2 separate regions of the Homo sapiens genome follow, and region 2 is linked to region 1. The links are chromatin contacts, found by Hi-C or POLR2A ChIA-PET in ENCODE. All regions are on one chromosome and are shown on one strand. Each heading gives the region's core, a stretch centred on a gene start or an enhancer-like site at or near the end of the contact. The rest is flanking DNA. Distances are from core to core; before and after follow the strand shown. Region 1 has its middle 92 kb from the start of EVA1A-AS. Region 2 holds the start of GCFC2 (GC-rich sequence DNA-binding factor 2).

What was found. A loop is a pair of places that touch in the nucleus more often than their neighbours do. ChIA-PET counts read pairs that join two places held with the same protein, here RNA polymerase II (POLR2A). Pooled maps may share reads with other maps.
Region 2: a loop to region 1 is called in a map with no recorded cell type, with 10 times the contacts of the local background. The contact joins the promoter of GCFC2 here to the enhancer-like site in region 1. A Hi-C loop is called at or near these places in 9 of 37 single-sample maps with no recorded cell type and 6 of 50 pooled maps. POLR2A ChIA-PET finds 5 or more read pairs at or near these places in 2 of 52 experiments (Panc1 and activated B cell).

Annotation. Positions count from the first base shown.
Region 1 is chr2:75,430,489-75,434,106 of GRCh38, forward strand. No RefSeq gene overlaps it. Among named protein-coding and RNA genes, the nearest start is that of EVA1A-AS, 92 kb to the right of the region's middle. RefSeq lists enhancers at 2,249-2,328, 2,339-2,608, 2,809-2,888, 2,919-3,078 and a silencer at 2,679-2,768. Within about 2 kb of position 1,388, at least 3 of the 41 ENCODE cell types and tissues checked have a DNase peak (open chromatin) inside an H3K27ac peak, as active enhancers do.
Region 2 is chr2:75,709,513-75,712,878 of GRCh38, forward strand. GCFC2 (GC-rich sequence DNA-binding factor 2) reads right to left here and starts at 1,403. Exons shown (of 17, transcript NM_003203.5): 1 at 1,079-1,403. The coding sequence starts at 1,343. It overlaps LOC105374813 (a long non-coding RNA gene), which reads left to right and starts at 1,427. Exons shown (of 3, transcript XR_940260.2): 1 at 1,427-1,522. RefSeq lists a silencer at 935-1,234 and an enhancer at 2,213-2,784.

The DNA.
Region 1 (3,618 bases), core at 138-2,637:
CTCAAGATCCTTAACTTAATCAACCTCAACAAAGTCCCTTTTGCTACATAAGGTAACGTATTTGCAGGTTCTAGGAATCAGGATGTCAATAAAAAGAGGCAAATTCTGTAAGATATTTGAAGAGATTTATTCTGTGCCAAATACGAGTGACCACAGCCTGTCACACAGCCCTCAGGAAGTCCTGAGAACACGTGCCCAAGGGGGTTGTGTCAGGCCTCTGAGCCCAAGCTAAGCCATCATATCCCCTGTGACCTGCACGTATACATCCAAATGGCCTGAAGTAACTGAAGAATCACAAAAGAAGTGAAAATGGCCTGTTCCTGCCTTAACTGATGACATTACCTTGTGAAATTCCTTCTCCTGGCTCATCCTGGCTCAAAAGCTCCCCCACTGAGCATCTTATGTCCCCTGCCCCTGCCAGCCAGAGAACAACCCCCTTTGACTGTAATTTTCCCACTACCTACCCAAATCCTATAAAACGGCCCCACCCCTATCTCCCTTCTCTGACTCTCTTTTTGGACTCAGCCCGCCTGCACCCAGCTGGAATAAACAGCCTTGTTGCTCACACAAAGCCTGTGGTGGTCTCTTCACATGGACGCTGTGTAAGTTGGGGTGCAGCTTGGTTTTATACATGTTAGGGAGACATGAGACTTCAATCAAATACATTTAAGAAATACATGAGTCCAGTTCAGAAAGGCAGGACAATTTGAAGTGGGGGGCTGGGGGGAGCTTCCAGATTATAGGTGATTTTTAAATTTTCTGGTTGCCAAATGGTTGAGTTTATATAAAGACCTGGGATCAATAGAAAGAAAATAGATAATGTCTGGGTTAAGATAAAGGATTGTGGAGACTAAAGTTCTTAGTGTGCAGAGAAAGTCTTCAGGTAGCAGGCTTCAGAGAGAATAGATTGTAAATACTTCTTATCAGACTTAAGGTCTGTGTTGATGTTAATGCCAGAGAGGCGTAATGAGGCATGTCTGAGCCCCACTTCCTGCAATGGCCTGAACCAATCTTTCAGGTTAAATTTTAAGAGTGTCCTGGCTGAGGAGGAAGTCCATTCAGATGGTTGGGGTGGGGGTGGGGGGGTTAGAATTTTATTTTTGTTTTACAAGGACTTAGGTGTTTTTGGGGAACATAATTCAGCCTACCATATCATGCAAGAGAATTTAAACTGTACTGTGTCAGCCAGGGGTTAAAATCTTAATGCCTACCAGGGCTAGGCAGGTAAAGAAGCATCTTAGTCCATTTTGTCCTGCTATAAAAGAATACTTGAGGCTGGGCAATTTATAAAGAAAAAAGATTTATTTGGCTCACAATTCTGGAGTGCTGAAAAGTTCAGGATTGGGCATTTGCATCTGGCAAAAGCCTCGGGCTGCTTTCACTCATGGCAGAAGGCAAAGGGGAGCCAATGTGTACAGAGATCACCTGGTAAGAGAGGAAGTGAGAGAAGGAAACTCTAGGTTCTTTTTTAATAACCAGCTCTCATGGGAACTAATAGTATGAGAACTCATTCATCTCAACCCCTCCCCAGAGAAAGGATTAATCTATTCATGAGGGATCCACCCCCAGTGACACAAATACCTCCCAGTAGTTTCCACCTCCAACACTGGGATCAAACTTCAATGTAAGATTTGGTGGGACAAACCAACCATATACAAACTCTAACAGAAGTAAATAAAGCAGTCTGGTTATTAGCCAACAGGAAAAAGTGAAGAAAGTGAAAACTCAGAGAGTACTATCTAAAGTGAGTTCTGAGTGTTATCAAAATAAATGCAAACCAGTGTTGCCTGATTACCTGATTCTTTTGGAGAAGCTAAGATCCAGATATTTATGTAAATTTTACCAGTTTTATAAACAATTTTCCAGTCTCTACTGGAATCCTACAAGGATTTTCATGTTAGGAGTTCCTGGTACTAAAATACCTCTGAAGACAGCATTGAAGGAAAGAGGCTAGGAATTAGAATGAATCAGAAAAAACTGTAACAGTGGATAAGAATGCAAACCATAGAGGAGAATAAAATATTTTAAAACCATATGCCCAACAAAGGACTAATGTCAAGAATATATATATATTTTAAATTCTCCAAATTCAATAACAAAAAAGCTAACAATCCAAGTAGAAAATGGGCAGGAGGCATGAAAAGGCATTTCGTCAAAAAACAAATACAGAAGATAAATAAGCACATGAAAAGATGTTCTATGTTTTTAGCCATTAGGAAAATGCAAATTAAAGCCATAGTGAGATACTACTACACATCTATCAGAAGCTCTAAGATAGAAAGAATGACTGCAGTCAAGATGGCCAACTAGAAGCAGCAGTGATCAGACGCTCCCACTGAAAAGAACCAAAACAGCATGCAAATCCAGCACCGGCAACCAAGGTATGCAGGTTCTGTCATCAGGACTGACCCTAGGCAGCTGGCGTGACCCACAGAAAGAAAGGAAGAGCAGAATGGTGCAGTGGCCCACCTGAGAGCCACACAGGACAGGGGAGCTTCCACCCCCCAGCCAAGGAAGGTGGTGAGTAAGAGTGCTATCCAGCCTGGGAAACTGTGCTTTTCCCATGGAACTGTGTAATCCACAGATTAGAAAATCTCACTAGTGAGCTCACACCACTGGGGCCTAGAAAACCACAAAGCTGAGCAGATTCTCAACAGCCACTCAGCTAGAAACTGCTTAAACAGGCTGAGTTCCTGGTGGGGAGGGGCAGCCGCCTACTGTCTAAGCCTTCCAAGAGACTTGGAGGAAGGGCAGCAGCCAACAATGGGACTGCTAGCTGTCTAATACACTAAGCTCTTGGGGTAGAGGAAGGGTGGCAGCCATCTCTATAGCTCCAGGCTGCACTTTTCCCTGGCTGGAGCCAGGGAGGCTGGAAGGCTTGGTCTTAAGAGGTTATTCCTCACAGGGCAACACACAGGCTGTGGCAGACTGCAGCCAGAGTGCATCTTCAGGCCTGACCCTGACCCATCCCTCCTCACTGGGGTGCCTCCCTGGAGGAACTCCAACAACTCCATTCAGGGGCTCAGGGACAGAACTCTGATGTCCCTGGGCCTGAGCTCCTAGGAGGAGGAGTGGCTATATTCTCTGCAGACCAGCAGACTTAGTCTTTCCTCCTGCTAGTTCTGAGTAATCCGGGCAACTCAGACGAGTGAGTTTCCCCCCAGCATGGCACACCCCCTCCACCAAGGGACAGCCAAAGTGCTTTGTTAAATGGGTCCTGCTCCCCGTGCCACCCAACTGGGTGAGACCCCAATAGATGCAGAAAAGGCCTTCGATAAAATTCAATGCCCCTTCATGCTAAAAACAGTTAAAAAAACTGGGTATTGAGGGAACATATCTAAAAATAATAAGAGCTATTTATGACAAACCCATAGCCAATATTATATTGAATGGGCAAAAGCTGGAAGCGTTCCCTTTGAAAACTGGCACAAGAGAAGGATGCCCTCTCTCACCACTCCTATTCAACATAGTGTTGGAAGTTCTGGCCAGGGCAATCAGGCAAGAGAAAGAAATAAAGTATATTTAAATAGGAAGAGAGAAAGTCAAACTGTTTCTGTTTGCAGATGACATGATTGTATATTTAGAAAACCCCATTGTCTCAGCCCCAAAACACCTTAA
Region 2 (3,366 bases), core at 153-2,652, 280 kb after region 1:
TCACAGAAGCAGAGAGTCGAGTAGTGGTTAGAAGGGACTGAGTGAGGTTGAGGGTAGTTGGGAAGATACTGGTCAAAGGGCACACATTTTAATTAGACAAGAGGAATTCTATTCTACAACACGGTGACTAAAATTAATAACAATGCATTGCATACTTGAAAATTAGTAAGAGTAGATAGTAAGTGTTCTCACCACAAAAAAAAGTAAGTACCTAAGGTAAAGCAAATGTTAATTAGCTCCATTTAGTCACTGTAGACACATTTCAAACATCATGTTGTACACTATAAGTATATACATTTTTTACTTCTCAATAAATTAATAAAAATCACTTTAATGACAATAAAAAATAATAGGAAGATTTTAGCTCTCAAGACTAACCAAAAACCGTATTCCTCATTAAGCTACAATTCCAACTCAGAGCAGCACATTTTATTTAAACAACTTTATGCTGCCTTACACCTGTATTTAAGAACTCAAAGGTACTTCAAAATGACGACACTATATCTAACACCATTACTGGTACCATCTACAGTGTCATGAATCTCTATCATGCTTCTTTGTGTTGTATATATTACTATTAGTTTTTGCAAATAACTGGTGAAAAAAGAAAATAAACAAAGGGGAATGTCCCAAAACCTAGATTCCTGTACTACTCTGGCTAAATGTTTTCAAGAAAGATAAGTTGGTCAAGTGTCTAAAAGGTACATATAACTTCTGCCCACTTAATAGTATTATAAATTATTGAACTTTGTTGTGACAGTTTAGGTTCTTCATAAACTTTGATAACTGTGTTAGTTATAACTGATGGAGTCAACTGATGGTGAAAACGAAGAGCCTCCCAACTGTACACGATTGTTTTATTTCCCCCAAGGAGTCCAAAAGGCAGATGCAGATAGCGGGCAAGTGCTCGAGCTATTTTCTCGCTCACTACCTTCTGGATAAGTCTTTCTGGATAAGACTCAGCATGGCTTGTGGTCGGCAGCAAGTTATAGAACCCCCAGAGAAGGATCCAGAGACCCCGCGGCCCCTTCCCGCCCTGTGCCGTCACCTCCCCGCTTCCCCGCGTCTCCCTGGACACCTGAGCCTTCGTCCGCGCGGGGAGCCGCTTTGGTGGCACGCCGGGAGCTCGCCCAGACCCGGCCCCGGCCACGAGGGCCCCGAACCCGGTGGGGCAGTCCCGCCACCTGCGCGCGGCCTCCTCCAGAGGGCGGCTCTTCCTCCGCAGAACCCGGGACCGGAAGTTCCCTCGGCGCCCCAGGCTCAGCAGGCGACTCCTCGGCGCCATCGCTGTCGCTGGAATCAGCCGCGCGCTGCCGAAAAGTCCTTTTCGGCCTGTGAGCCATGGCCGAGGCCCGAGCGCCCGGCGCCCTAGAACCCGCTGAACCGCAAGCCGCAGCTTCAGTGCCCGCCCCCTAGGGCGCGCTCCCGCCGCGCCTGGCCGCCGAGTGCGCGCGCCCGTCCCGCCTGCCTTCTGCTCACCGCTACTCTGTCTGCGCCTGCGTGCTTTGGCTCCCTGGATCTGGTAGGCCGAGTTCTGTTCTGGGGCCTGAGTTTGCAAAGCATTCCCTTTGCCAGGTTAGGTTGCGTGGACTGACACCTTAGAGATTTTCACGGCCTATCCGGTCTGAGTCCCACGGAGAGCAGAACTCACGTGCTGTCCTTGTGCAAACCCCATCCAGAAATCAAGCGTTATGCTTTCCGTCCTGGACTGGAGCCAGATCCGTTGTCTTTTACTTTCTGGAGAGAGTGCCCCCTCCAACCAAGATTTAAAACAAACGAAACCCCAGCAGTGTGAGGCTCGGGGTAGGAGGAGATGCCTTTGAGAACAAAACCATAAAGTCTGTACATAAACAATGCATACAGACTAGCAAAAATCAAATGACTTCCCCCAGGCAGCAGGGCTTCAAGAGAGCCTGGTTAAATGTTTTCACCCTTAAAGAAACTATCTAAAAACAAAAAGCTATTGTCTGACGCAAATTTGTTCTATATTCATCAAGCTCTGTCTACTACTGTATCTGTATGGTAGAAATACTATATAATGTTGAGCTACTGCACACCTGTTATCAACTCCATGTTTAGTGGCGTCATATTGAGAGGTGACAGCGGGCCAGCTGGAGTTCCGGGTGGGCATGGGCTTGGCGGGCCTGCACTCGGAGCAGCCGGCCGGCCCTGCCAGCCCCGGGCAGTGAGGGACTTGGCACCCGGGCCAGCGGCTACAGAGGGTGTACTGGGTCCCCTAGCAGTGCCGGCCCACCGGCGCTGTGCTCGATTTCTCGCCGGGCCTTAGCTGCCTTCCCGCGGTGCAGGGCTCGGGACCTGCAGCCCGCCATGCCTGAGCCTCCCATCCACTCCATGGGCTCCTGTGCTGCCCGAGCATCCCCGACGAGCACCACCCCCTGCTCCACGGCGCCCAGTCCCATCGACCACCCAAGGGCTGAGGAGTACGAGCGCACGGCGCCGGACTGGCAGGCAGCTCCACCTGCAGCCCCGGTGCGGGATCCACTAGGTGAAGCCAGTTGGGCTCCTGAGTCTGGTGGGGACATAGAGAGTCTTTATGTCTAGCTCAGGGATTGTAAATACACCAATCAGCACTCTGTATCTGGCTCAAGGTTTGTAAACACACCAATCAGCACCCTGTGTTTAGCTCAAGGTTTATGAGTGCACCAATCGACACTCTGTATCTAGCTGCTCTGGTGGGGCCTTGGAGAACCTTTATGTCTAGCTCAGGGATTGTAAAAACACCAATCGGCACTCTGTATCTAGCTCAAGGTTTGTAAACCCACCAATCAGCACCCTGTGTTTAGCTCAAGGTTTGTGAGTGCACCAATAGACATTCTATCTAGCTGCTCTGGTGAGGCCTTGGAGAACCTGTGTGTGGAAACTCTGTATCTAACTAATCTGATGGGGATGTGGAGAACTTTTGTATCTAGCTCAGGGATTGTAAACGCACCAATCACGGCCCTGTCAAAACAGGCCGCTGGGCTCTACCAATCAGCAGGATGTGGGTGGGGCCAGATAAGAGAATAAAAGCAGGCTGCCCCAGCCAGCAGTGGCAACCCGCTCCGGTCCCCTTCCACAGTGTGGAAGCTTTGTTCTTTCGCTCTTTGCAATAAATCTTGCTACTGCTGACTCTTTGGGTCCACGTGGCTTTTATGAGCTGTAACACTCACCGTGAAGATCTGCAGCTTCATTCCTGAGCCCAGCGAGACCACAAACCCACCAGAAGGAAGAAACTCCAAACACATCTGAACATCAGAAGGGGCAGACCCCAGACGCGCCACCTTAAGAGCTGTAACGCTCACCGCGAGGGTCCGCAGCTTCATTCTTGAAATCAGTGAGACCAAGAACCCACCAATTCCGGACACA